Regions from separate parts of the Mus musculus genome. Here region 2 is linked to region 1. A link is a contact called in ENCODE Hi-C data. All regions are on one chromosome and are shown on one strand. The core of a region is the stretch at or near the end of the contact, and the rest is flanking DNA. Distances in the headings are between cores, read along the strand shown.

Evidence for each region. Hi-C counts contacts between places; a loop is a spot of excess contacts on that map.
Region 2: a map of heart shows a loop between it and region 1 (2.4-fold over the local background). The contact joins the promoter of Cfap45 here to the promoter of Casq1 in region 1. A Hi-C loop is called at or near these places in 2 of 37 maps with a recorded cell type or tissue (both heart).

Annotation. Positions count from the first base shown.
Region 1 is chr1:172,217,947-172,222,685 of GRCm38, reverse strand. Casq1 (calsequestrin 1) reads left to right here and starts at 2,791. Exons shown (of 11, transcript NM_009813.2): 1 at 2,791-3,274; 2 at 4,712-4,739. The coding sequence starts at 2,996.
Region 2 is chr1:172,519,387-172,523,986 of GRCm38, reverse strand. It overlaps Cfap45 (cilia and flagella associated protein 45), which reads right to left and starts at 2,857. Exons shown (of 12, transcript NM_027972.1): 1 at 2,806-2,857. The coding sequence starts at 2,808.

The DNA of each region.
Region 1 (4,739 bases), core at 1,542-4,041:
TAGTAAAAAAGAACAAGAAGCCACCCCCCCACCCCACCCCCGCCCACCTTCCTCTCTAGATTCTTCTTCCCTTGTCTTGCCCCCTCTCCAACTCATTTCTGCTCATTGAGCCTCTCTGCTTTGCCTGTGACTCTCGTTCACTTCAGGAACTTTTTAGAGATATCCGGCCAAATGATACAGAGGAATGCTGAGGAAAACCAGGGGAAACCGGGGAAAACCAGCAGCTGTTACCAAAATGCCACCTCCCCGCCCCCACCCTTCTCCCCCCCCCCCGGGGGGGGGGGCAACTGCACACTTTCTGGCTTTGGGCCAAGGACCAAACCCACCATCAGTTCTTGGGACCATATTCCCTCCATTGCACAGTAGTTCCTAGAGGAAACCAGGGGCCCCCATCCCAGAATGTGTATCCTTAACCACTTTTCAAACTTGTCTTATAGTGGTAACTCGGACCCAACACAGTTACAAACAAGGCTAAATAAAATAATAAATAAGTGGGATACTGGTAGAGGACTGTGGCTGGCAGACACAACAAAGAAAGAGGAAACAAAACAAGAAACCCTCCCACTGGAAGGTGTAGCCAGCCCCTCTTTCTCTATGTCAGGCCCCTTTCTCAGAGCTTTCCTTCCACTCCTCCCGCTTCTAGTGCAAGGTCTCCTGGGGACAGAGCTAGATCAGTGTGGGGTCCACCTCGGCTGCTGACAGGGCTGAAACAGACCCTGGAAGATGGAAGCAGGGGTGGGGAGGTGTGTGAGTGAGATGGGGAGGGGGAGGGGGAGGGACCAGCTCCTCAAGTTTCAGTAGTGAGGAGCTTTGAGTGTCTGGTGGGTTAAAAATACAGACGCCCCAACTCAGGGTCATTTGATACGGGGAGCTGAGGCGTGTTAGATCCAGAGGCCTGCACTCAGGCAGCCTGGAAGGAAGGGGGCTGAGGAGAAAGAAGAAAGGAAAGCATGAGAGAGGAGGCCTAGAGTAGTAGTGTGGGAGCTGAAGAGAGTAAGGGTGGAAGTGGGGCCGTAAAGGGCCAGAAGAACGGAGTGGTGGCTGCACAGACAAGGAGGCGCTGAAGCAGTCAGGGTCACCACCAGAGTCCTGTCTGGCTCCTAAGGTTCAGTTCACAGTGGAAGAGGTCTGGTGTGCCAGTGTCCGTTCAGATAGCTCCCTCTCCCCAGAACCCTGAAGAAATGAGACACCATGGCTGGATCATCTACTGAGCAGGCCTGCCCGTCACTCCTGGGTGGCCTCTGCAGCCACGGGTGTAAGCTCTGCCTGGCACATCAGTCACTCTCCTGGGAGATGAAGAGACAGGATTCTGAGATCTCCTCAGCTCCAGTGCCATGCTTGGGCTACCTCTGGCCTCTCCCACTACAATGTCAGCTGTCCCTCTTGGATCCACTCCTGACATGTTCTTAAGAATGCTAAATTAGCTATATAAGGTCTGCCCCATGGGAATGCAAGATGCTATTCTGCTAGCATAACTTTATACTTCTTCCTAGATGCGAATTAAACGCCATCCTTCTAGAATGAGAAGTACGTTGCACTGTGGACATGGAAGTCTGACTTTATTGTGATCTCCCCCTTGAGCCCTCTTGAGCCTCAGTTTACCTAAATATAGTATGAGCCCTAGAAGGCCATGCAGGAGTCCTTGCTAAGTACTCAAAGCTTAATTCAACTCTTCACCTCTAAGCTAGGACCCTAAAAATGACAGCCTTCGTACCTCCAGCTCAGCTGTGTGCCTCAGATGCACAGAATTAATCCACAGCGTCCGATAAGGGCACAGGGTCCACCTCTTCCTGTTTACCTCGAGTTAACTTTTTCCCATACTTATACCGGATCATCTGTCCTTGTCAAAGACATAGGAATGAATAGTAGCTATTAGCTCTCTATAGACCTGTGCAGTCTGAGGAATCCTCCCAGCCCCTTATGCCCTAGAATCAGAGTCCCACGGGATCAGGCCAGAGCCCTCAGAGGAGGAAGCGCCACGAAGCAGTGGGCAGTACAGGCAGAGAAAGCCCAAGTCGCCATCACTACAGGATGGAACTCGGGCCAGCCCTGTCCTTCCCCCTGCATTCCTGAGTTGGGACTGTTGAGTGAAGCAAAGGAAACTGACTGGAGCTAAGCCAGGATTCTGGTCTTGGACTCCGCTCCATCTTTTATTCAGAGAATGATCTCATCCTTGGTCCACGGTCTTTAAAGGGAACTGCACGGGGGTTTCTTTCCTGGAGCCTGGAATGCGCTTTTATTGCTCATGTCTCGTCCATAAGATCAAAGAAATAGGCTTTACCTATAGAAGACTGCTGGATTTTAGGAGTTAGAAATACCACATTCTCTCCTGTATTATCAGTTTAGCCTCTGGCCCAGAAGGTGTCGTCCTTGCTACCTGTACTTCTTTCTGATAGGCCTTGTCCTACTCTGGGATCCCTGGATACCCTACATCCCCCCTCCTCCAGCCCCAGCCTCACTTACCCCTAACTCATCTGGTCTTATTTTTAGATCCGGCATCTCTCTCTCTCCCTTTCTTAATATGGCGATGAGCTCTTAGGCCTGCATGGGGCCAGGGGCTAAGGAGTCCTGGACACTGGGGGAGGGGGAAGGAACCAGCTGCTGGGAGGGAGCCTAGGGAAGAGGTATAGGAGGTGAGAGGATTCAGGCTCTCATGGAGCTGTCCTGGCCTCAGAAGGTTATCCATCCCTCCTGCCAACCACAGAGACATATTTAGACAGGACCAGGTGGGGACGGAGGGGGTGCCAGTTTCAAGGGGCAGCTCCGGTTCCCTCCCCGCCCCTGCTCCTATTCCTCCTCCTGACCCTTTTTCTCTTGGCTCTGTCGGCAGTTTCTCCAGGACCCAGCAGTGTCCTCTGTCCACTGCTCTGGCCCACTCTCTACCCCACCCCCACCTGGAGCCCCTAACTCAGGATTCTGTATCCGAGGGGCACCTCTCCCTATTTCAGCTAACCTCCTCTGGACCAGGAGAGCAGGCCCAGATTGTACTACCTCCATGAGAGCTACCGACAGGATGGGGGCCAGAGCAGTGTCCGAGCTGCGGCTGGCACTGCTGTTTGTACTGGTGCTAGGGACGCCCAGGTTAGGGGTCCAGGGGGAAGATGGGTTGGACTTCCCTGAGTACGACGGTGTGGACCGTGTGATCAATGTGAACGCCAAGAACTACAAGAACGTGTTTAAGAAGTATGAGGTGCTGGCCCTCCTCTACCATGAGCCCCCCGAGGACGACAAGGCCTCGCAGAGACAATTTGAGATGGAGGAGCTAATCCTGGAGGTGAGTGGAGAATAGCAGGCCTGGAGAGCATGCTCAGTCCCCTCGGTGAGCCCTGAGTCTGAGGGTGGGGGCTAGCTTAAGAGCAGCATGGCTGCTGGGCCTCTGTCTCCACCAAGTACATGACTGGAATGTGGCCTTGGCAAAAAGAAAAAGACTCAGGGACCAAGGTCCTACCCTTCTGTTGGTAAGTTGTGCTGCAGGAGGCAGGGGCACTAGGTTTGGCTGGGGGGGGGGAGAAGCTGGGTGGGGGGAGCTTGCACAGTACCCTGCACTGTGCTTCATACTACTCTTGTGGCCAAAAGATCCCCCTCTCTTTACACACGTAGGGCCGTGCTCCAAGACGCAAACAGCAGAACCGTGAACACGATTGTTCTTTTATTTGCCTTCAACTGACTTAGTGACTGTACAGTTAAATGACTTCTAGAGGCTTCCCACAGACCTCCCCAGGCCAACCCGCCGCGTTTTGTCCCCTAGGGGAAGTCCTTACTAGAAAACTCTCACGAAGGCTTCAGCATGCCTTCCCCATCATTTCAGCCAGAGAATCTACTTTAGGTCCAAGGCAGAGACGGTTAATACAAAAAAGAAATGAGGGGAGGCAGCCTTCCGATTGGATTACGTGGCCACACGCATCCCTAATGGAGCTAGGATACGTTTGCCTTTGTCTGCACTTCCCCGGCTTGGTGATACAGAGAGGCTCCACCTTGTCCGAGCTTGGAATGTTTCAGTGTAAGACACCCGGCCCCCTGGCTTGCATTTCCGTGTGCCCCATCGGGCTCTGCAAACTGCTATCTGATTAATGAGCCAAGTATTTTTATCCTCCATGTTCAGTGGCCTCTGCCATCCACCTGCCACCCGCCCTCCCATTCTCCTAAGGATCACTGCAGTGCTGGGTGGGATACAGCTGCACACAGTATGCCCACAGCAGAAAGAATCCGCAGGTGGCTGGCTGGGGAGGCTTGTGGGGCGACCAGCCTAAAGAAGAAGGAGGTGGGGCCTGGAAGAAGAGTGACTGTCCCTCCAGGGATGATGGCAACCTCTTGACCTCTGGCCTTTCCTACCCCTCACCCCACACCCCATCCTCCACAGCTCTCACTTTGGGAGTTACTTCAGGATCCCAGGGTCCCACATTCCCCTCTGCTGAGTTTGGCCTTTGATCAGGATGAAAGGTAGGGCCCAGTCTTTCATGGAAGGTGAGACTCAGCGTCCTTCAGGAACGTTGCAGTGAGCAATAAATACACACCATCTTTTCAAAGGCTGAACCAAAGACAGGCTAGGGTTATGAGGTGCCCAGGCAGAGTCTGCTTCTAACAGATGGTGAAGGTCAATGCTTGGCTTTCTTGCACCTCAGATGACCCGATGAATGATAGGAACGTATCTCACAAGGAAGAGGTTGATAAGAATTCTGGGGGCTAATTTAATTCTGACTCCTTCTTCCAGTTAGCAGCCCAAGTCTTAGAAGACAAGG
Region 2 (4,600 bases), core at 1,608-4,107, 300 kb before region 1:
AGCAGAGACAGCCAAGCCTCAGCCTCGGCTCCAGTCAGCCGGAGGGACCAGGAGGACCGACAGGAGTTCTCAGCTGTGCCTCTCTCAGCAAAGTGAAGATCAGTGAAGACAGGAGACACACAAGCTCTGCACAGTAGCTCTATAAGCAAGCCTAGCTCAGCCTCCGTCACTGTCCCTCGAGTCCTATTTATATCCTCCAAACAGCACGTGTCCTCCACGTGTCTTGCCTCAAAGCGTGCTTCTGTCTCAGCTGACATCATTCTTCCAATCAGTCCAAGTGTGTGGAAGCGCCAGGAAACCTCGAGTCCCAACAAATGCAGCTCAACTACACAATGTAAGGCAGACCAATACACGTGTGTTGTAGCAAAGAATCCTTCATCACCTGTCCTGTCACACGCATGCTTGCTTTAGCAGAGAGCATCCTCTCTCCTGTGTCTGCTTCAGCGAAACGTTCCTTCACGAGTCTGCCTTAGTCTTTCACCTGTGTTCACCTCAGCTAAACGTTCCTTCACGTTCCTTCACGTGTTTGCCCCAGCAAAACACCACCCAACCAACTTTCCAAGAAGCCCTTTAGTTTCCACTTCGTGTAAGTACTCCTCTAGAAATGTTGGTATGGAGGACTGGGTTGGCTGCAAGGTGCTCGCTGCAAGGCTGTGAGAATCTGAGTTTGGCTCCGTGGCACTCACATAAAAGTTGAGCCCTAAAGCCAGGCATAGGGCTGGAGAGATGGCTCAGCAGTTAAGAGCGCTGACTGCTCTTTCAGAGGTCCTGAGTTCAAATCCCAGCAAACACATGGTGGCTCACAGCCATCTGTAATGAGATCTGATGCCCTCTTCTGGTGTGTCTGAAGATAGCTACAGTGTACTTATGTATAATAATATTTAAATCTTTGGGCCGGAGTGAGAAGAAAAAAAATAAAATAAAATAAAGCCGGGCATAACATCGCACGTTTATGTCACCACTGCCCTCTGGTCCCTGCATTTTGGGTGGTTCACCACTGCCCTCTGGTCCCTGCATTTTGGGTGAGTGTAACTATCATGTTTCTTATATTGAATAGTTTTCTGCAATGATAGGTAACTATTTTATGACCAAGAAACACAGTATTTATATACATAACTATTTCTAGTTGAGAACAAAGTATCTGTATATGACAGGATCTAGGGGATTTGGCTTAAACTCAAGCAAGACAAGGCAAGCCGGGACTGGAATAGGTCGGTGTGGAGTTTCCCTGACGTAAGTACACCACCACCTGTCAAGGGAACAAAGACAAAGGCTGCTCATTCTTAGACGTTCCTTCCCACTCAGATCCAGTTCCTCTTTCGCACACAGAGTCAACACAGGCTGACAAAGTCCGGCTTCAGATTCTTGGCCTGGGAGTACTTCCCACTCCACAGACTTGGCTATGGGAAAGGAGGGATTCCCTCACATCAGGTCTCTTGCCTCTCGCTATGAGTGATCCACCTGGTTGTCCTCTTTCTTTAAATGGACCAGGCTGCCCACCTGTGACATATCCCGGTAACTTGACACCAGGGTTGAAGATGAGCCTCCAGCCTCTCCCTCCATAGGATCTATTGATCCTTTTCTTTGGGGGAGTTCTGGAAGCTTGTCTATGAGCCTCCCTGCTGCCACCACCTCTCATCCCTCCATGCTCTCAAACAAAAAGCTGTGATTAGCACTATACACACACTCCTGGCTTGCTGGTGATTACTCAAACCCACTGCCCCCTGACATGTCTGTATGCCCATTCCTATCCAAAGGAAAATTCCAGTAAGTTAGGGTCAGTAAGTTTGGCAAACTCTTGTCCTGAGTGGTCTCTGGGTGGGAATCTCTGGGCTTGGGAGAGATTAGCATTCCCTTGAATGCTAGGGAAAAAGGCACCTTTAACACAGGACAGAAGAACTTACCTCTAACACTTGTCCTTTGGTACCAGGCATAGTGTCAGGTCATATCTCTCTCTCTCTCTCTCTCTCTCACACACACACACACACACACACACACACACACACACACACTGCTGTGCTGAGGGAAGACAGTTAAGTAAAATGTACAGCCAAAAGGGACCCCCATCCCTGCACGCCAGGGAGTCCTCAGAAGTTCGGAACCCAGCTTCTTCTGAAACCCACTAAATCCCGTAAGAGCAAGACAGACACTGAGACTAAAGGAGGCCTACCAAGACAACCCAGATATCCACCTCAGCCACCCAAGTGGCCAGCCATTTCAAGTAAGTTCCAGTAACCACACGCCCCGACACCTGTCCGCAGACTCCCCTAACACTTCAGAGCCAACACAGGCTCCTGCGAGGCCCTGCTGGTCTTCACAGTCTATGACCATGACCATCCGCCGCCATCCAAAGAATATCAGGACTGGCAGACTTATCCCAATCATTCCCCCAGGAATTCCCTGCCTCATTCATTCATTCATTCATTCATTCATTCATTCATTCATTCATTCACTAATGCTTATGATGTGCCCAAATCATTCCCACGCAGTGAGAACAGAGGCTCTTCTGAAACATTAGGTGCCTTTCCCATGATCACCCTGCTGGTTATGGTCTTCTAACGGGTGCTCTTCTCAACATCTCACGTCACAGCCCAAGAGGACTCAGCTCAAGAGGATGGGGGAGAAGGTGCAGCACATCCCCCATTCAACCCTACCAGTCTTTTGAGACTTCCTTTCCAGCCGTCGTCCCGTCCTCACTCCCAGAACTTCCTGTCTTCCCCAGACTCTTAGAGAAAGCTCCACCTTTCCCTCTCAGAGCCCCAAACCACTTCAGGACTCAAGAACTACAGCTACCCAGACCCTCACCATCGTTGCGGCCGCTTCAGCTGCAGGCACCTCCACCGGCTCCGCCGGAGCTGACGCGTTACCATAGCAACCCAAGAACTAGCACTCAGCGATTTAGACCCGCCCTCGCCCCGCCCAATTCCTGGAGCAGTCACGAGGTAGTTTAGAAGCAGGAACCCCTCCCTCAACCTTTTCCCGCCCTAGAGTAGCTGGAACCAGGCTCTTGAAGGTTGCGCCCTTTGGATACGCCCATCATGTCCACTTTGGCTTTTAACCCAGTTCAAGCCAGGTTCAGACTTTAAAGGGTCTACTTTCCATGGGTCCCGGAGGGCTCAACTATCAAGACCCCAAGAGCTAAGCCGAGGATCCTGGTTTTACCCTCACAGACCCTTCCACCCTAGGTTACCATGGTTACCGCTACCGGGTTCCGGGAGGATTCAAACCAAACCTGATGAGAGTTCAGGCTGCTGAGAGGCAAGCAGCATTAAACCAAACACATTCCACAGTAGGAAGGAGTCTGACTAGACCAAAGAACACTTCTAGCCCTGAAGATGCGTATGCGGTCTCACAAGCTTAGATCTGAGGGACTTAACTGAAAATACAAGGAGTCTAAGACAGGAAGTTCAAAACCAACCTGGGCAGCTTAGCAATGTATTTCACTAAATAAATAAACAAACTCAAAATGTAAGTCCTACCCTAAACAAAGTCAAAATCCATGGCAGGAAGTTAGGGGAACCTGGCTTTTAACACGTCTCCTGGGAATAATTTCAGGATTTAAGATTTTTCACAGTTTCACCTTGGTCCCTTGTACCTTAGTAAGATCTACAGGACAGGGCTGAGCAGTCCTTGAATCCTGCACATCCCACACCCCACAAAACCTCCTACCAACCAGGGATTGCTTTTCTTTCTCAGATGTTTATTTTCTGAGCTCTTGGTCTCTCCAGACCCCCAAGTCTCCCTCCAAACTTGTCTTAGAGAACCTTACTCCAACCTAAGTGTGGAAAACTGTTGACAAACCCTAGTAGTAGGTAGTAGAGGAAGGGAGACAATCTTCTGCCACCACCGCCACCACCGCCACCACCACCGATTATTCTGCTGCCATCGCTGCTGCTTAATCCAAAAAGCTGTGCAGCTCATTTCCAGGATTCCTCAACTCTTATCTCCTTGGGAATCCAATTACTAGCCACACCTCTCTTAGGCAGTTATTAGCCCCCACACCAAACAGCAAAGTAAGGCCAAAAAGAGGGCACTGCAAAACAAAGGATGTGTTCTTCCTGCCACACCGCAGGAACAGTTAAAGGCAGGGAGAGGAGGGTGACAAGTGAGCCATCAGGAAATCGATCCCCAGTGTTCTGCCTGAAGGTATCTCCCAGTTAGGAGTGCCTCGTTCCAGGCTGCTGTTTGGTGTGAGCCACTGTGAGGCTCATAGCAAAGCCCTGAGCAATATGTCTGCTTAGTCATGTATTTGTGCAATGTAAGTTGATTTAAAGAAACATTTATTCTGGATTTAGTGATACATGCTGGTGTGGTTTCCATCACTCGCGCACTCGCACATACAGTTATGACTCTTCCAGGCTAGGAAAACTTCCTGAAACTCTCCTTACACCAGGCGACTAAATCAACTCATCGGACATCCAGGCGGCAACCTATCAGCCATTTTCTCCATATAGTTGGGCTGTGGTATCTGCTGCCTAACGGATCTGGAAATGGAGGGAAAATGCGGTTGGGAATGAACAAAGCCAGAAGCCAGTCTGTGAAAAAGTATTCCCCTAACTGCTGGTGCTGTAAAGCTGTAAGTGGACGTGGGGAGATGATT